Linked DNA regions of Homo sapiens: region 2 is linked to region 1. Evidence: read pairs that join two places in POLR2A ChIA-PET (ENCODE). Cell type or tissue: GM12878. All regions are shown on one strand. Each heading gives the region's core, and the rest is flanking DNA. Links, peaks and the distances in the headings are about the cores only.

Evidence for each region. ChIA-PET counts read pairs that join two places held together with the same protein. Peaks named below come from ENCODE experiments on the same cell type or tissue, not always from the same donor. Only the 100,000 strongest peaks of a DNase experiment are listed, where the experiment ranks them.
Region 2: POLR2A ChIA-PET joins it to region 1 with 6 read pairs; 2 of 35 experiments call an interaction of 5 or more read pairs at or near these places.

Annotation. Positions count from the first base shown.
Region 1 is chr9:96,237,276-96,246,251 of GRCh38, reverse strand. HSD17B3 (hydroxysteroid 17-beta dehydrogenase 3) reads left to right here. Exons shown (of 11, transcript NM_000197.2): 8 at 826-907; 9 at 1,858-1,923; 10 at 5,345-5,494. SLC35D2-HSD17B3 (SLC35D2-HSD17B3 readthrough) reads left to right here. Exons shown (of 26, transcript NR_182427.1): 23 at 826-907; 24 at 1,858-1,923; 25 at 5,345-5,494. Among named protein-coding and RNA genes, the nearest start is that of HSD17B3-AS1, 4.7 kb to the left of the region's middle. In GM12878, for the core only: no CTCF peak of the experiment used is centred there; a DNase peak (open chromatin) is centred at 4,721.
Region 2 is chr9:96,832,706-96,843,893 of GRCh38, reverse strand. The region is part of intron 4 of ZNF782 (zinc finger protein 782); the gene reads left to right. Among named protein-coding and RNA genes, the nearest start is that of ZNF782, 16 kb to the left of the region's middle. In GM12878, for the core only: no CTCF peak of the experiment used is centred there; no DNase peak of the experiment used is centred there.

The sequences.
Region 1 (8,976 bases), core at 3,417-5,916:
AGAAGTTGGCCCGAGATCAAGACCATCTCTTTGTTAGGAATTTCAGCTTTTGTCAGAGAGAATACTCCAATTTATTGTGAAAATCACTGCCCTGTCAGCTCCTCCACTTATTCCATATTTATGTCACCCTATTCCAATGCCCATTTGGGAGTTGGTTTTTCTCAGGTGTGTTCATTAAAAGCAAATGCTTGATAGCTTATCTTCCCTAGAGGAAGAAGGGGCTTGGCCTTGGATTCTAATTTGCAGTTTCTTGTCCCCTGCCCCTCCATTGTATCCGTCTAATTGGGAAGGATTAAGAATATTAAATTTCAAAAGGACAAGTAAGGCTCCTGGAGACTTGCATAGGGTATCTGTGTGAGCAGGTCCTGTACTGTGAAATTCTATCCAAGACAATATTCCACCATGTGACATCTGTCCAGCTGTGGGTCCTGAGTCCAAAGGGACCGGCAGCTCATGTGGTCACATTTAAGGGAGAAGGATTCTCTCCCCTTAAATCCTGAGCTGAGCTGGTTATCAGTATTTTGGTGGAGAGACCTCAGTTGTAGCACAGCCTGTTTCCAAGAGCAAGCCCCTCACATTATATGATGTCACATGACTGCCAGGTGGCATCACTGTGCGGCGGAAATCCAGACATCTCTGTGTGGCGCCCTCCAGGGGAAGGTAGGGGAAGTTCACTTACCATTCCTAGAAGCAGAGCCCCTAGCACTTGCGGAAGCCTAGAAAGGGTCGAGTCCGGCAGTGTTCACACGGGACCCTTTGTTTTCTTTGTACTCAAGGTCAGGTAGGGCAACAAAGCCATGGGAACTTTGCTTCTTTGCCTTTCAGGCAGAAAGGTCTCATCCTGAACATTTCTTCTGGGATAGCCCTGTTTCCTTGGCCTCTCTACTCCATGTACTCAGCTTCCAAGGTGAGTGATGTCATGACTTCCAAGTCTCTTCCTTCTTCCTCTTATTTCTCCCAGTTGGCAATTTCCTTTGATCATCTGGCAAGTTGATGGAAAGGTTTACCTGGAGATGCTCTCTTATGTGCAGGGCTGAGCTACTCACTGGGAAGTCCAAGAGAAAATTAGAATAAAGCACCTGCTCTGGGCACACGAAGCCCTGCGGTGCACAACTTGGCCAGCCTCCGGGGATGCCTGCCCCACTCACCTCCTCTGGGAGCCCTTGCCATCTTCCTGCTGACAAGTGACACTGTAGCTTCCTTCCAGACTGGGAGATCTAGCCTGGTGTCCCCATGCCCTAGTCATAAAAACAGCCTGAGGAGGAGGGGGCGCTGTACAAGGGAGGTTAATCTATGCAGGGGCCCTAGGGATGGATTTATCCCAAAACAGATTTTCCTGCTGAGTGGGAGGTCCTCTTCCCAGACCGGGGGATGAAGTGCTAACTCCCATCAAGGCAAGCTGGTTCATTTTTTCCCTTACCCTCTTTCTGCCCCACTCTCCAGCTTTATTAAGGCGTACTTGACAAATAAAAATTGTGTCTATTTATAGTATGCAAGGTGATATTTTAATATATGTATATGTTGTGAAACGATCAAGTCAAGCGAATTAACATATCCATGACCTCACATACTTACCGGTTTTTTTTTTGTGGTGAGGACCCCTGAGATCTACTTGCTTAGTAATTTTCAGGTATGTTGTCTATGATTGTTAGCTTTTGTCACCATGCTGTATAGTAGATCTCTAGAACATATTCACCCTGTGCAGCTGAAACTCCGTACCCTCCGTACCCAGAGCTCCCCACTCTATTTTAAGGTCTAGCAGGTAGTGTGTCTGCAGTGCCCCTTGAAGTCAGAGGAAGTTGGCTCTGACGAGGGAGCTCACTCTGGGGCCTCAGGTGTCTCTCCTTCTTGCTCCAGGCGTTTGTGTGCGCATTTTCCAAGGCCCTGCAAGAGGAATATAAAGCAAAAGAAGTCATCATCCAGGTGAGGTGGGCAGCTGTGGAGTCCTTGTCATCATCCAGGTGAGGTGGGCGGCTGTGAGTCCTTGAGAAGGGTTACTCTGGACCTCCCGTGGCTGGGGCCACTGCCTCCTGTGGGTCTGGCTGCTCATGTGTGGTCAACAGGAAGATGAGCTGGGGATGCCACGTGGGCTTTTGGGGCGCCTCAGTCCCACCTGCTGCTGTGGCTTCTGTTGCCCTCCCCCGTGCCCTGGGTGCTGGAGGAGGAAATAGGAGAGGGGAGTGGCTGCTCAGAAATGCTGTGGACCTTCTTGCTACCTGATGCTTCATCAGAGCAGACATTCGGGTTGGTTGTGGCTTTTCCTCTCTGACCCTGGTACAGAACACAGGCTTATGTGGGAGGAATTCTGGAGAAGAAGCAAACAAAACAAAACTGGGCACTTGATCCGAGTTTGAATGAGGGGAGGGGCTAGTCACCAGGGGAGGGGACCTTCTGTGATGGGCCACAGAGGTCCCCACACTCTGGTTCTCGAGCAGGTGAGGAGGAGGCACTCTGCTTCCCTTCCACAGGTCATCGTGGAGATGACCTGTCCTCACCTAGGCAGAGCTGGGCTGTCACTGCCTGCTGCAGGCTGAGCAATGTGATTCCTAAAGTGTCAGTGATTTATTTGTGCTTGGTTCAGCAACAGAGTTAGAGTTAGATAGTTTCTGGAACGTAGAATAAACAGAGTTTTTGTTTTGTTTTGTTATTGTTGTGTGGGAAGAAGTTTTACGATATACTATTAGAAATGGAGAAAGGCACACTCAAAATTATATCTTGGAAATTATTGCTGCGCACACTGATTTTCAATTAAAATATCCAGTGAGAGTATTTTAGGCAGCTGTTCCTATAAACTAACCAGCTACAGGGTAAAGCTTATTAAGTAGGCAGATATGAGTTAATGGTAGGAATTTGGCCAATAATATCATCTCTGAGCCATAGTGAGTGGTTGTAACAGCCTTGCCACCGGGTCACAGTCCCTTTCTCTGCCATGCAGAAGCCGTCTGACCCATCAGAGGGTCCTGCTTCCATGCTGGGGTCTCCGTGCTCCCACTCCCAGCTGAAGCTGGAGTTTCGCTTTTGTAATGCTGCAACTCTGTCTGGGCTAAGTTTGCTGCAGTAAAAAAATAACCCCTAAAATCTCAGTGGCTTAAAACAACAAAGTCCTATTTTGCATTCACGTGACACATCCACTGTGGGTTCACAGAAGACATTGGCTCACTGTGCTGACACAGGGCCCCAGGCTGACGGAGCAGCCGACATGCCAGAGGAAAAGGAGTGGGAAGTTCTAGTGGGTCCTGCTTTGACAATGAAATGCTCTGGCCCAGAGATGACACATGTCACCTCTGTTCATAAATCACTGGCCAACTCTGCTTGCATGGTCCTACACAGCCACAGGGGGCCAGGAAGTGCAATTCTATTATGCATGTGTCTGGAAGAAGAAGGAACCAAGAATCCTTGGTGATTTCTAAACATGAATGATCATCGCAGCCACCTGCTTCCTAGCCATGTGACCCTCAGCAGCATCTTGTCTTGATCCTTGGGGCACAGCTGCCGAGGTAGTGGGTACTATGGAGCAGGAGGGTCAGGAGGAGATGTGGGTGGGGAAATGGAGTCCCTTGTCCCTTCCCTGATGCAGAGAACTTGGAGGTGCTCTTCTAGCAAGGAGGAGAAAGTGAAAAGACTGTGATCTTTCAAAAACCAATTGGCCTCTCCGAACACACACTCAATAAATACTCGCTGAATGAATAAATACTCGCTGAATGCATGAAGAAGTATGTACTGTGGAGTTGGGTTTGAATTTCATCACAGCTCTACCACTTATCATCTGAGTGATCCTGGTCAGCTTGTTTAAACTCTGTGAGCCTCAGTTTTCCCATCCATAAAAAGGGGCTTATAATGCCTGCTTATATCTCTGGGTTATAGTAAAGATCTAACGAAGAAATAAGTACATATGTTTAAACAATATTTATTGAGCCCCTATTTTGTACATACAGGTGTTTTGTCAACCCAAAATCACTTAAGAATGAAAATACTTATCATTACTTCCCTATCTGGAAACTGTGGTGGAGAAAGCACACTCCTTATATTTCTCAAAGAGTAACACTTTGAGATCCTTGGAAGAAAAGTGTTATACAAATTAATCATGCTTTAATTTCCATAGGAACCTGCTCATTTGGATTAATTGATTCATAATTGGGTTCAATTATGAAATAATGTAATTCCAAATGTGATGTGAAGAAAAATAAAACCTAGAAAACTTTTGTGGATTTTTTTTTTTACTTTTTCTTTTCTTTCTTTTCTTTCTCTTTCTTTCTTTCTTTCTTTCTTTCTTTCTTTCTTTCTTTCTTTTTCTGTTCTTTTCTTTTTTTTTTTTTGACAGGGTTTCACTCTGATGTAGCCTAGGCTGGAGTGTAGTGGCACGATCTTGGCTCACTGTAACCTCTGCCTTCCAGGTTCAGTGGATCCTCCTGCCTCAGCCTCCTAAGTAGCTAGGACTACAGGCATGTGCCACCGTGCCTGACTAATTTTTCTATTTTTAATGGAGATGAGGTTTTGCCATGTTGCTCAGGCTGGTCTCGCACTCCTGGGCTCAAGCAATCGTCCTGCCTTGGCCTCCCAACATGCTGGGATTACAGGCATGAGTCACCATGCCAGCCTTTTTTCTTTCTAAAGATGCCAAACCCTTTGTTCTGGGAATAAGGTAATAAAACCCCATTATGAATCCCCATGCCAGGCCACAATGTGGTTAGCCCACAGGTGGAAACATGGTGTTGGGTTTTTAGGGCACAATGTGTGATTGTTTTTCTTACCACAACAGGAAGAGGTTATGAGGTATGTGCTACTCTTGGTTCCTAACTGAAGTGTGAAAGTGGGAATCCAGAGTGCTTTCAGTTGCTCCAACTTTGGTTATATGTATTAGAAACAAACTTCTGAGATAGAGTTGCCAGATTAAATACAGGACCTCCAGTTAAATTTGAATTTCAGATGCCTATGAATAGTTTTCAGTATAAGTATGTCCCATGCAATACTTGGGATACGATTGTGCTGAAGTGGTTTTCATTGTTTGTCTGAACTTCAAATTTAACTGGACATCCTGTATTTTTATTTGCTGTCTTGCAACTTGGTTCTGAGAGAGAGACCCGAGTTCTTCCCATTCACACTGTGTGTTGGGCAGGGCATTTGGGCCACTTGATGTTGGCTAGGTAGGTTCTCATCTTGAGAAACCAAATTTCTGATTCCCAGCTCTGTGCCGGTACTGTGCCTTTTTCCACTCAAGATCTTAAAACTTTGCCTAGGAAGAGAAGGGTCGGGAAATGGTGGGATGGGGGCTTGAGTGTTAATTTCTGAGTCTTCTTCCTGGGGTGGATTGCTTCTGTGCCATGGTCTTTGTTTCCCGTTGTAGGTGCTGACCCCATATGCTGTCTCGACTGCAATGACAAAGTATCTAAATACAAATGTGATAACCAAGACTGCTGATGAGTTTGTCAAAGAGTCATTGAATTATGTCACAATTGGAGGTGAAACCTGTGGCTGCCTTGCCCATGAAATCTTGGTAATTGATAACTTCTCCTTTTCTTGAAGCCAGGGAGGGAGGACACGCAGGTGGCCCTGGCAGGGCTGGGCTAGCTCTTCCTTGCTGCTGGAGCACTCATTGATGCGTTAATATAGCCAGGTACAAGGACTATGTGGCGAGGTGGAGAGAAGCCGGAGCCTGGGAGCTCAGCCACTAGATAACCCCGAAGTTGGCAAGTCTCATTCTTGGCTGCCTCCCTCCTCCCCTCAGAAAGTAAGGTGGCTCCCAGGAGCTGTTGGGCAGGGAAGACCAAGATATATGGCGCTTCCACGTGGGGGCTGCTGTCTTCTCTTGACCCTCTATTCCAGTCAATGTTTAGCTATCAGCCCTCCAGGCAAAAAAACAAAACAAGCACAAACCACTTTGATGTGTAGCATTTGACTTCCACGGTATAAATACTTCCAGCATGGCTGAGTTTAAGCCACGGACATGACGCTGTGTGCATGAATTGAGGAGTGCATGGTGCACAGAGGGCTCTTTTTTTAGTTTTCATTTTTATTTTACTTTAAGTTCCAGGATGCATGTGCAAAACGTGCAGGTTTGTTACATAGGTATACATGTGCCATGGTGGTTTGCTGCACCTATCAACCCGTCATCTAGGTTTTAAGCCCTGCTTGCACTAGGTATTTGTCCTAATGCTCTCTCTCCCCTTGCCCCCCACCCCCCGACAGGCCCCGGTGTGTGATGTTCCCCTCCCTGTGTCCATGTGTTCTCATTGTTCAACTCCCACTTATGAGTGAGAACATGTGGTGTTTGGTTTTCTGTGTCTGTGTTAGTTTGCTGAGAATGATCGCAGTGGGCTCTTATGAGTGAGTGCAAGCCAGCTCCAGCATGCCACAGATCCAGCATATGGCAGAAGAGGCTCTTACCACTCCTGGACTGCTTTTAAAAACAAACACAAACATGAAACAAAGGTAGACTTGAGTATTGCTCACTAATACTGAAGCAAACATAACATTGGCATAGCTCTGACTCCAGTCCCACCAAAGAAAGTTAGATGGGGTTTCCTCACTTACCCATCATCTGCCAATTTCCTCCTCTGTCTCATTGGCTTTTCTACTGCAGGAATTGGATCTCTCTCTGTCTTTCATGGATGGTAGAAGGATTCATGGCTCCATGCGCTAAAGTCTACCAAAGCATTCCTTTATCTGCTGGGACTTAAAGACTCTGGCAAGAGATATTGAACTTTCTCAATTACTTGCTATTTTTATGTAGAACCTCAACAATGTGCATAATCACCAATGTAACTCACACTACAAAGCAGACATGCAGAGAGGATATAAAGTCTTTATTTTTTCTGTTGCTGATCTGGTCTTTTTCCAGATCACCACTTGCTGCAGGAAAATTCATCGAATGTCCAATGAGTCTAAACTGAGTTTGATCTAGTCATCTCAACTGGCCATTTAGGAAATGTACTCTTAGTCTGTTATTTAGGGAGAAATGTTCATCCTTCCCTGGAGGCTCCCTTCTTCCTGCCCCTCTCACTAGGTGGCGCTGGGAGAGGATGCCCTGTGGTCCATGACGGTCCTTCCATGTGTGTGGGCTGGTGTCCTGGGTGGCTGTTCACCTTGCTGAAGTTTATGTCTGTCAAGGATGAGGGAGATGAACCTTTCTGTCCTTTTGACTTGGCCAGTGGATACCCTGATAAGGTCTCCCCAGCTACTGAGGGCAGCAGACTGCTGTACTCTGCCACATCCCCCTCCAGCTACAGGCCCAAGGTCCATCTGCAGCTTTGATCCACATAGACCTCTGGCTGCTATCTCTACATCAGCACCAACGTGGACCTGAAGGAAGCTGGAAAAACCAAATCTCAGCACCTGTCTCACCATGCTGAGATAATTTCCTGTGGTTGGACTGCAGAGGAGTGGGGGCCATGGCCCCTTCTTTGCCCTCAGTGCCACCCTTACTCATGAATCACACTTCTCCATCCTTCATGCGCCAGGCCTTATCCTTCAGCCCCCAGCCTAGGCCAGAGCTCACACCCGACAGAGGACACACTTCTGACCACGCCTTTCTCTTTCTCTCCTCCCACTTCCCACTATCTCCAGGAAAGAAAAATTACAGATCTTTTTTTTTTGAGATGGAGTCTCGCTGTTGCCCGGGCTGGAGTGCAGTGGTGCGATCTTGGCTCACTGCCGCCTCCACCTCCCAGGTTCCAGCGATTCTCCTGCCTCAGCCTTCTGAGTAGCTGGGATTACAGGTGCTCTCTGCCACAACTGGCTAATTTTTGTATTTTTAGTGGAGACAGGGTTTCACCATGTTGGCCAGGTTGGTCTCCAACTCTTGGCCTCAGGTGATCTGCCTGCCTTGACCTCCCAAAGTGCTGGGATTACAGGCGTGAGCCACCACACCCAGCCAAAACTACAGATTTCTTGTGCACTTTCTCGGTGTCACAGCTTAGCCCTCTCCAGTGGGGATGGCATCCCTTCCACCTTCAGGAGGACACTGTGACCTTAGTCCTCCAGGATGCTGATGGCTTAAACAGAACTCATCAGCATCTGAAAAATGTTTCCTTGTAGAAAAATAAACATTTTATTTTTATAAAAATGGAATAAAATTTTATTTTATCTTGACACAGGGTCAAAGTTGAATATTTTATTTAATTTTGACATAGCCATGTTGCCCAGGCTGGAGTGCAGTGCAGGATCACAACTCACCGCAGCCTCTTTGAACTCCTGGGCTCAAGATTTCCTCCCACCTCAGCCTCCGCAGTAGCTGGGACTATAGGCACATGCCACTACATCCAGCTAATGTTTTAATTTTTTTTTTGGTAGAGACTGGGGCTCACTTTGTTGCCCAGACTGGTCTTGAACTCCTGGGCTCCAGCTATCCTCCCGCTTTGGCCTCCCAAAGTGCTAGGATTACAGGTGTGAGCCACTGTGCCCGGCCTGAATATTTTCTTGACCTTTCCTTTTAATTTCTTAGATAACAGATTCTAATTTCTTCAGGCAAACAGTTGCCAAGAACAGACCAGGAAAAGGAGTTTTTGTGCCTGGTGAAATAGGAGAGAAAATAAATGAAAATACGTTAATCATTAAAGCCAATTTCGAGTTTGCCAGGATTTAGAAAGATCATTGTATCTAAAGAGAGAGGCAACCATGTATCATCAAATGGTAAATAAGCGACCCTTTTATTACCAAGAGGCCAGGCAAAGATAGCACGCCCTCCACCCACAGGGAGCATGGGGCTGGGACCGAGGCAGGAATGGAGCCCCTACCTACAGAGACCCTGTCGTGCTTGGAGGCTTCATGCATGTTGCCTCACTTAGTTGTCCTAATAATCTTGTGAGATAGGACTTAGAGTCACCCTTTTACAATGGAGGAAAACAAAGCTCAGAGCTGCAACAGCTGGCCCATGGCCACCCAGCTGGTAATGGTGAAGCTAGAATTTAAGTCTGCTTTTGTCTGGGGCCACAGCCTTTTCTGGCTCCTACATGGCCCTTCCAGGCTGGGAAGGGGTAG
Region 2 (11,188 bases), core at 3,898-6,397, 600 kb before region 1:
TATTAGATATATGTTTTACAGACTTTTTCTTGCCATCTCTTGCTTCTCTTTTTAAAGAGAAAATGTTTTCAGTTTTTGATTTTTTGCATATATTTTAAGAAACCTTTTTTATATTGAAATAATTATAGATTTATGGGAATTAGCAAAAATTGTGTCCTCACTTTAGCTTACCCCAAAGGTTACATGTTTTATAACTATAATACACTATCAACACCAGTAAATAGACACTGGTACAATGTGTGTGAATAGCTCTGTGCCATTTTATCACATGTGGAGATTGATGTAACCACCACAGTTACAATTCAGAACTGCTCTATCACCACAAAGATCTCTTTGGTGCTACTCATTCATAGTCACACCCATGCTGTCTCTCACATTGTTCCTGATCTCTGCTGACTACTAATCTGCTAGCTCTATAATTTTGTCATTTTGAGACTGTTATATAAGTGGAATCATACAGTATTTGACGTGTTGAGACTGGCTTTTTCACTCAGCGTAATGCTCTTGAGATCCAAGTTGTAGTGTATCCGTAGTTCATTCCTTTTATAGCTACGTAGTATTTCACTGTATGAATATCATTGTTTAGCCATTCACCTATTAAAGGACATTTTGGTTGTTTCCATTTTGGGGCTATTATAAAGTTGATGTGAACATTCATGTTCAGATTTTTTGTGAACATAAGTTTTTCTGGGATAAGTGCCATGGAGTGTGATTGTTGGATTGTATGGTAAGTTATGTTTTATTCTTTAAGAAAGTGCCAAACTATTTCCCAGAGTTGCTGTACCATTTTGCATTTCCACCAGCAATGTATGAGGGATCCAGTTATTCCCTATCCTTTCTGGTACTAGGCATTGTTGCTATTTTATGTATTAGTCGTTGAACAGGTGTATAGCAATATCTCATAGTGATCCTAATTTGCATTTCCCTAATGGCTACTGATAATCAAATATCTTTTCATGTGTTCACATGCCATCTGTGTATCCTTAGTAAAATGTCTGTTCATGGCTTTTGTCCATTTTTTAATTGGAAGTTTGTGTGTTTTACCATTGACTTTTGAGAATTTAGATAGTCTAGATATGAGTTTCTTTGTCAGATGTGTGGTTTGCACATTTTTATACCAGTCTGTAACTTGTCTTTTCATCCTCTTCATGGGGTGTTTTGTAGAGCATAAGTTTTTAATTTTGATGAAGTCCAGTTTATCAGTTTTGTAAAAATGTTGTCCTATCTAAGAACTCTTCACTAAGTCTTTGGACCAAAGGTTTTCTCCTATTTTTAAAAATTGTGTAATATATTTTACATTTTAATTATGGTACATTTTGAGTAAATTTTTGTATAGGGCATGAAGTGTAAGTTGAGATCTTTTTTTGTTTGTTTTTGCCTATGGATATCCATTTGCTCCATGCAACACCATTACCCTTCATTGAATAGCTTTTTCACCTGTGTCAAAAATCAGTTGGCTGTACTTGTATGAGACTATTATATTCCCACATTATATTTCTTTTTCAATATTGTTTTAACTATTCTAGTTACTTCACCTTTGCATATACATATTGTAATAATATCATTATGTTAAAATCTTACTGGGTGTTTGATAGGAATTAAAGCTATAAATTATCAATTTTGTGACAGTTAACATCTTTACTGTTTTGAGTCTTGAGGCTTATAATCCATAAACACAATATATTTCTCCATTTACTTAGATCTTGATTTCTTGCTTCAGTGTTTTGTGATTTTCAGTATAAAAGTCCTGTACATGTTATATTTATACCTCAGTATTTCATTTGGTTGAGTAATTGTTAATGGCATTGTGTTTTAAATTTCTGTTTGCTTACAAAGGTTGCTAGTTTATAGAAATGTAATTGATTTTTGTATGTTTGTTCTTTTATGCTGAGATCTTGCTGAACTTTCTAGGGAGGCTTTTTGTAGATTCCTTGGCATTTTTTAACATAAGCTATCATGTCATATATGTATAGGGTCAGTTTACTACTTTCCTTTCTAATCTGTATGCTTTTTATTTCCTTTTCTTGTTGTATTACACTGGATAGGACTTCTAGTACTGTGTAGAATAAGAGTGGTAAGAGTAGTCATCCTTGCCTTGTTCCCAACCTTAAGGGGAAAACATCTAGTCTTTCACCAAATGATCTTTTGTAGATATTCTTCATCAAATGGTGGAACTTCTTCTGTATTCCTAGTTTTCTGAGAATATTGATTATGAATGGATATTGAATCTTGTCAAATACTTTTTATGTATATACTGCTGTGATTACATGGTTTTTCTTCATTACTCCATTAATGTAATAGACTTTGTTGACTAGTTTTCAAATATTGAACCAGCCTTATATACTTGGAATAAACCTTACTTGGTAATGTCATAGAATTCTTTTTATTTATTGTTTGATTCTATTTGCTAATATTTTGTTAAGTAGTTTTGCATTTATGAGAGAAATTGGTCTGTAGTTTTGTACTGCCTTTGTCTGGTTTTCATATCAGCATAAGTCTGGCCTCATAAAATTAGTTGGAAAGTGTTCCTTCCAATTTTCTGGAAGAGGTTGTATAGAAGTGGTGTTTATTCTTCATTAAATGTTTGATAGAGTTATCTAGTGAAACCATCTGGGCCTAGAGACTTCTTTTTGGGAAGTTTTACAAATCAATTTATTTAAGTCATATATATGGATATTCAAATTATTTCTATTAGGTGAATTGTGGTATTTTTGCTTTTCTAACAATGAGTCCATTTTATCTCAGTTGTCACATTCATATGTGTAAAGATGTTCAGACCATTCCATTATTATCATTTTGATGTCTTCAGGATCTGTATTTATAGACCTGTTTTATTCTTTATATTGGTCATTTCTGTCTTCTTGCTCTTTTATTTTTTTGTTCACTCTTCCTACAGGTTTTACAAGGTTACTGCTCTTTTCAGCCAACCAGCTTTTTCTCTCATTGATCTTTCTCTTTTGTTTTTTTGGTTTTAATTTAGTTGATTTCTACTCTTAACTTTTTACTTTTGCTTCTGTTAGGATTATTGTGCTCTTTGTCTAGCTTTTTAATGTGAGATCATGCACTATTAATTTGAGACTTTTTCTCTTTTCTAACGTACACATTTAGTGCCATAAAAAATTCAGCACTGCTTTAGCTGCAACATGCAAATTGCATATCGGGTTACTAAGACGTGTCTCTTATTTATGTCTAGAAGACATATTTCTTCTTTGATTGAACACTCATTCATATAGTATGAGACTGTATGAAGAAATGCAATTAAAACTTAACAACTGTTTAATTAATATCCACTTTTTGATAGACACCAGTGCAGTTCTCAAGTTATTCAATAGCACAGCCTTAATTTTCATAGGGTGATTTGAAGAGTTTCTGAGGTTAAGAAAACCTTTCTGTTAAAAAAAATTGTAATTTTTTTGAAGCTGGGTGAAGGATACATGAGGGGAGGGGTTCACTGAACTCTCTTTTTTACTTTTTCAAAGAAAATTTTCAAATTCAAAGGAAAAGATAAGTGTTGCTTGAGAAAAACTCTAAGGATGTCTAGGAATAAGCTAAATAAGGAAATATAAACACTCCAAGCAGAGAAAAGAACAAGCACAAAGACCCCTAGTAGAAGAAAAGATAGTGAGTACAGAGACCTGAAAAAGAACCAGTACACCTGGAACAAAGAAAGCAAGAAGGAATATGGTACAAGATGTGGAAGTGGACCAAGTGAATATATATTATTGAGGCCATATTCTGGGTTTAAAGCAATAAGTAGTCATTGAGGGCTTTAAATAAAATAGTAATCAACCATATCTGCTAAGAAATGTAATTTTTTGGCACTAAAAGAAATTACAGGTGCATTAATTTTTACTCAGCAACATATACAGTACTCAGCAACAATACCTGCATAAACACAAAATGATATATACACAAGGTTATTCATTGCAGCATTGTTTGTAAGAGCAATAGAATATCAACAACCCAAATGTACATCATTGACTAATTGGCTAAAAGTGTGTTACTTCTACACACAAATGAAGACTATGCAACTATAAAATGGACAAGAGCCTGTATACAAATAAGGAGTGATACTCAGTAAATATTAAGTCAAAAGAAGCAGTAGAATGGTGTGCATAGGAAGCCATCTTTGAGTAAGGAAAGAGAGAAGAATATACGTAACTGTTGATATTTGCAAAAATGAAACACTGGGAGAAAAATCAGAAAGTAATAAAATTTAGCAGGTGGGGGGGGTGAGTGATTAGAGCAGGAATGGAAGTGAGACTTTTAATATACCTTTTTATACAATTTGGATTTTTGAACTACATACGTTTTGCATATTGAAAGATTACACTAAATTTAAAAGGTAGTTCTTAAATGTGAAAGTTTTAGAGACTGATGGTTCCAGATAAGATTGATTACAGATACTTCTTCCTGTTCCTCCCTTTAAGTACAGCTAAAACCACTAGACATTATATACAAAACACATAAGAAGACTTTGAACAGTGAGAGAAGGACACAGACAAGCTAGGGACATTGGAACCCAAGAAATGACACCTCTTTCTCAGTTTTATTTTTGCCTAATGTATCAGCCTGAAACACCAATTGGTACAGACAAAAAAAAAAAAAAAAAAAAAGTCCCAAGTAAAGCCTGCTTCCTCTAGACAAAAGAACAGGAAAGCAACCACCCAGAAAGACAGAAAATTTTAGACAACTGCCCTACCCTAGCTAAACACTATGGAAAAAAACTGCAGCTCTCTTCCATCACCAAAAACTGACTTCCACCCTGGTTCTAGAGTATCAGAGTACTCCTCTAGCTCTCTAATGGGGTGATTTCAGATGAGGCCTAGTGGTAAGCCAGGACTCTTCCTACCAACTGACAGTAAAAAGTTGCCTGGATAGGCCAGGCGCTGTGGCTCACGACTGTAATCCCAGCACTTTGGGAGGCCGAGGTAGGTGGATCACGAGGTCAGGAGTTCAAGACCAGCCTGGCCAACATGGTGAAACCCCATCTCTACTAAAAATACAAAAATTAGCCAGGCGTGGTGGTGGGTGCCTGTAATTCCAGCTACTTGGGAGGCTGAGGCAGGAGAATCACTTGAACCCCGGAGACGGAGGTTGCAGTGAGCCAAGATCACTCCACTGCACTCCAGCCTGGGCAACAAGAGCAAGACTCTGTCTCAAAAAAAAAAAAAAAGAAAAGAAAAATACATCAGGCTAACACTAATCAAAATTGAAATAACTATTAATTTCAGACAAAGCAGACTTCACAACATGGAAGATCATCAAGGATGGAAGAATATTACATAGTAATAAATGGCTCAATTCTCTAAGAAAACATAACAGCCCTAGACATTTATGCAGTTAAAAACAGCTTCAAATTATATGAGGTAAAAAACTGATAGAACTAAAAAGAGAAATACACAAATCTACAATTAAAATAGGGAGATTTAAACACCGCTCTGTCAGTATTGGTAGATCAAGCAGGCAGAAAATTGCTGAGGATATAAATGACCTGAACAGCAGTGTCAGCCAACTTGGATCTACTGACATTTTTAGACTACAGCAATAGAAAAATATACATTCTTCTCAAGTGCATGTAAAACATTCATCCAAAGAGACATTCTAGGCCATAAAGCACACTTTAACAAATGAAAAAGTACAGAAATCATAAAAAGTGTGCTTTCAAACCATACCAGAAATCAAATACAGAAAGATAGCAGGAGCATTTCCAAATATTTGGAAATAACCAACACACTTGTCAACACATGAGTCAAAGAAAAATTCTCAGTATAATTTTTTGAAAACGAAAGTACAAGAAATTTGTGAAATGCAGCTAAAGCAATAATCAGAGGTTAATTTAAGTGTTAAGTGCACATAAAAGAAAAAGGCAGGGCACAGAGGCTAACACCTATAATCCCAACACTTTGAAAGGCCAAGGTGGACGGATCACTTGAACCCAGGAGCTCAAGACCAACCTGGGCAACATAGGGAGATTCTGTCTCTACAAAAAAATATAAAAATGAGCCAGGCATCATGGTGGCATGTGCCAGTAGTTCCAGCTACGTGAAAATGAATAACAGAAGGAAGACTAGAAATGTTACAAATATGTGAAAAATTAACAAACTCTTTAACTACCAAGGGGTCAAAAAATCATAAGACAAATTAGAAAATACCTTGAGAGAGATGAAAATACAACATAGCGTACCTTCTGGATGCAGTAAAACCAACAATAAGATGGAAATGTATAGCTATAAACGCATACATTAAGGAAGAAGAAAGATCTCAAATAATAACCTAACTTCACGTCTTAAGAAACTAAAGAAAGAGCAAACTAAACCTAAACCTAGCAAAAGGAAACAATAGTAGAGATTAGAAGAGAGATAATGAAAGAATAGAAAAACAATAGAGAAAATCAATGAAACCAAAGTTCTTTTTTAAAAAACCAACAAAATTGATAAACTTTTAACTAGATCAGTTCAGAAAAAAAGGGAAGACTCAAATTACTAAACTCAGAAATGAAAATGGGGACAGTATTAGCAATTCTACAGAAATAAAACTGATTATAAAGGAATGCTGTGAACAACAAATTAACCTAAATGAAAGAGACAAATTACTTGAAGTACATAATCTACCAAAACTGAATCATGAAGAGATAGAAAGCTCAAATAGACCTGTAAGTAGTGTCTAGTACCATTCACCAAGTAAAGGAACCAAGATTCCTTGGGAAAATGGTTGATTCTAAGGGCTAGGCGAGAAATGTACAAGATGAGTGTGGGGCATCTTGTAGAACCAGAAAGTAAGGAAATTGCTCAAAAAACAAAACTATGGGAGTGTCTCAGTCCAGTTTGTGTTGCTAGAACAGAATACCTGAGACTGGGTAATTTATAAAGAAAAGTTTGTTTCGCTCACAATTCTGGTGGCTGGAAAATCCAGGATTGGGCAGCTGCATCTAATGAGGGCATCATACTGCTTCAACTTATGGTGGGAAGTGGAAGGGGAGGGGCCATGTGCAAAGAGATCACATGGCAAAAGAGGAAGCAAGAGAGAAACCAGGCTCTTTAACAACCCGTTCTCACAAGAAATAATCTATTCCTATGAGAGTGAGAACTCAACCCTTTGGGAGGGCATTAATCTGTTCATGAGGGATCTACTCCCATGACCCAAACATCTCCCACTAAGCCCCACCTCCCAACACTGCTACATTGGGGATCAAATTTCACCTTGAGTTTTTGCAGGGATGAACCACACCCAAACCATACCATTCTGCCCCTAGCTCCCCAAAACTCATGTCCTTCTCATATACAAAATATAATATTCCATCCCACTAGTCCCAAAAGCCTTAAGTTTTTCTAGCACCACCTTAAAAGTCCAAAGTCCAGCTACAAGCCTGTAAAATCAAAAATAAGTTATTGGGCAGGCATGGTGGCTCACACCTATAATCCCAGCACTTTGGGAGGCCAAGGTGGGTGGATCACCTGAGGTCAGGAGTTCAAGACCAACATAGTGAAACCCCGTCTCTACTAAAAATACAAAAATTAGCCAGATGTGGCATGCGCCTATAGTCTCAGCTACGCGGGAGGCTGAGGCAGGAGAAGCGCTTGAATCCGGGAGGTGGAGATTGCAGTGAGCTGAGATCAGACCATTGCACTCCAGCCTGGGCAACAGAGCAAGACTTGGTCTCAAAAAAAAAAAAAAAAAAGTTTTTTACTTCCAAGATACAATGGTGGAATAGGCATAAGGTCTGAAACCCAGCAGGGCAGACATTAAATTTGAAAGCTCCAGAATAGTCTCCTTTGACTCCATGTCCCACATCCTCAGCACACTGGTGTGAGGAGTAGCCTTCCAAGCCCTTGGATAGCTCCACTCTCATGGCTTCTCTCTGCCCAGCTTACATTGCTGCTCTCACAGGCTGAAGGCAAATGCCTGCAGCTTTTCAAGACTGAGATTGCATGCTACTGGTGGCTCTACAATTTTGGGGTCCTAGCAGTGGCCCTAATCCTGAAGCTCCACTAGGCATTGCCTTAGTGGAGACTCTGCAGTAGACCTAACCCAAATTTTTGCTTGGCCTTGCCCTAGCAGAGGGTCTCTGCAGTGGCTCTGCCCCTGCAACAAGTCTCTGCCTGGGCCTATAGGGTTTTTCATACATACGTTGAAATCTCAGTGGAGTAACACACACCTCCATGGCTCTAGCATTCTGCAAGCCTGCAAAATTAACACTACACGGACCCCAAGGCTTACTGCTCATGCCCTCTAGACATAAGCCAGGGGATGTAAGGCTTATGCAGCACAAGCCTTACTGGAGCCACTTGACCCCATGGCTGTTTCAGCTGAAGCAGCTAGGATGCAGGAAGCTGTGTCTCAAGGTGTCCCAAGTGCAGCAGCCTGGCCCTTTCCCCTGAAACTATTCTGCCTTCTTAGGCTTCTGGGCCTGGAATGGGAGAAGCAACTTGAAGATATTCAAAATGACTTCAGGGTCTTTTTCCCATTGTTTTGACCTTTTGCTTATTCTAATCTCTTTAGCAAGCAGTTGCTCAGCCACATCAATGGATATCTTTTCTAAAAATTCTCCTTCATTCTCTTCCACACGGCCAGGCTGCAAATTTTCCAAATCCTTCTACTTTGCTTCCTTTTAAATTATAAATTCCATCTTTAGATTATCCCTTTGCTAGTATAACTCCAGCATAAGCTGTTAAAAGTAACCATGCCACTTCTTGAGCACTTTGCTGCCTAGAAGGTTCTTCCACCAGTTATACTAGTTCACCACTCTTAAGTTCTGCCTTCCATAAAGCCCTGAGGCATGGAGACAATACAGCCACCTTCTTTGCTACTGTGTAAAAAGGATGGCCTTTTTTCCAGTTCCTAATAATGCTTCCTCATTTCCATCTGAGATCTTAGCAGAATGGTCTCTACTGTCATATTTCTAGCAGCATTTTGTTCACAACCATTTAACCAATTTGTAAGAAGTCTGAAAGTTTCCTTTGTTTTCCTGTCTTCATCTGAGCCTCAGTAGAATCACCCTTAACGCTCCATTCATGGCAATACTGGCCTGCCCCTCCAAATTTTTCCAGCCACTACCCATTACCCAGTTCCAAAGCTACTTCCGCATTTTCAGGTGTTTGTAAAGCAACAACCCACTCCTTGGTACCAATTTTCTCTCTTAGTCTGTTTTGTGTTGCCGTAACATAACAAGTGAGACTAGGTGATTTTTAAAGAAAAAACATTTATTTAGCTCACAATTCTGGTGGCTGGGAAGTCCCAAATTGGACAGCTTCATCGGGTGAGGACGTCATGCTGCTTCAACTCATGGCAGAAAGTGGAAGGGGAGCAAGCATGTGCAAAGAAATTGCATGGAAGCAAGAGTGTGAAACTGAGGAATCTCTAAATAACTCACTGTCACAGGAACTAGTACATTCCTGTGAGAGCAAGAACTCACGCCCATTGAATGGTGTATTAGTCCATTCTTATGCTGCTATGAAGAAATACCTGAGACTGGGTAATATATAAAGGAAAGAAGTTTAATTGACTCACAGTTTCACATAGTTGGGGAGGCCTTAGGAAACTTGCAATTATAGTGGAAGGCACCTCTTCACAGGGCAGCAGGAGAGAGAATGAGTGCCCAGTGAAGGGGGAAGCCCATTATAAAACCATCAGCTCACGTGAGAACTAACTCACTATCACGAGAATAGGATGGGGGAAACCGTCCCTATGATTCAGTTTTCTCCACCTGGTCCGTCCCATGACGTGGGGATTATGGGAACTACAATTCAAGATGAGATTTGGGTGGGGACACAGCCAAACCATGTCAGAGGGCATTAATCTTTTCATGAGGGATCCAGCCCCGTGACCGAACACCTCCCACTATGCCCCACCTCTCAACACTGCATTAAGGATCAAATTTTAACATGTATTTTGATGGGGACAAACCATACCCAAACCATAGCAGGGGATACGTCAAAGAACAGGGGAGCCAACTGAAAGATCTCCCAGTAGCCAAAATTGCAACAGTTTGAGTAATAAAATAAACAACATAGTATTGGTTCATAACCCAAAGTATGAAAAACTCGTGAGTCCATATTGATATAAATAATTGAATAAATAAGAGAGAATAGAAAATCTCCCAAATAGAAAAATTCCTAATAATTTATGTAGTTACTCCTCTTCAAGGAAGTGGAGCATAATTCTCCTCTGCTGTAGTGGACTGTGCCTGGTGACAGTCTTCTAAAAAGTATAGTATGCATACTGGAGAAAAGGAATAACTATAATGGAAAATCCTGGCATCCATTACCTCCACCAGGTGATCAAAGTTATCGTCAGTGATAAGTCTGTTGATGGCATATTCCCTTGATGAGATGTGATGAGAATGGTAGACACTTTACCTCTGTGGTCTTTCTCTGAGGAATACATAACCCCACTTTAGTTATGAGGAAAACATCAGATAAACCAAAACTGAAGAACATTCTACAATGTCCTTTAAACTGTCAAGGTGACCCAAAATACCACAAAACACTTATAGTTTACAGGAGCCTACAGAGACAGGATGACTGAATGTAATGTGGGATCTTGGATGAAGCTATAGAACAGGAAAAAGACATTAGGTAAAAAGGAGCTCTGAATAAAGTGTGGACTTTATTTCATAATGTATCAGTATTATTAGTTATGAAAAAACTGCCATCGGAATTTCTGATGTTATATGAGAAAACTGGTAGTTTCAGTTGTTAATAGCGAGGGAAATTGGTTGCTAGGTATACAAGAATTCTTTCCATCCTTGCAACTTTTCTGTAAATCTAAAGTTACTCTAAAACTTTTTAAAAAATCATTACATGTGCACAGCAGCAGAAGAGAGAAGACGGAGAGAAGAATTGCTGAACTTTATGACAGAACAATAGAAATGAGTCATTCTTTACAGAGAAAAAACTAGACTGAATAAAAATGAACAGAACCCCAGAAACTACAAGAAAATCTCTAACGTTTGTGTAATTTGAATCCCATAAGAAAAGGCTAAAAAAAAAATTCAAAGAAATAATGGCTAAAATTTTCACAAATGTGGCAAAGGACATAATCCTAGAGATTCAAGAAGCTGAGTAAATTCTATACAGGATAAACCCAAAGGAATTCATGCCAAGAAGCATAATTATGAAACTTCTGACAACTAAAGATAAAGAAAAAAATCTGACAAGCAACTAAAGGGAAACAATATATTACTTCT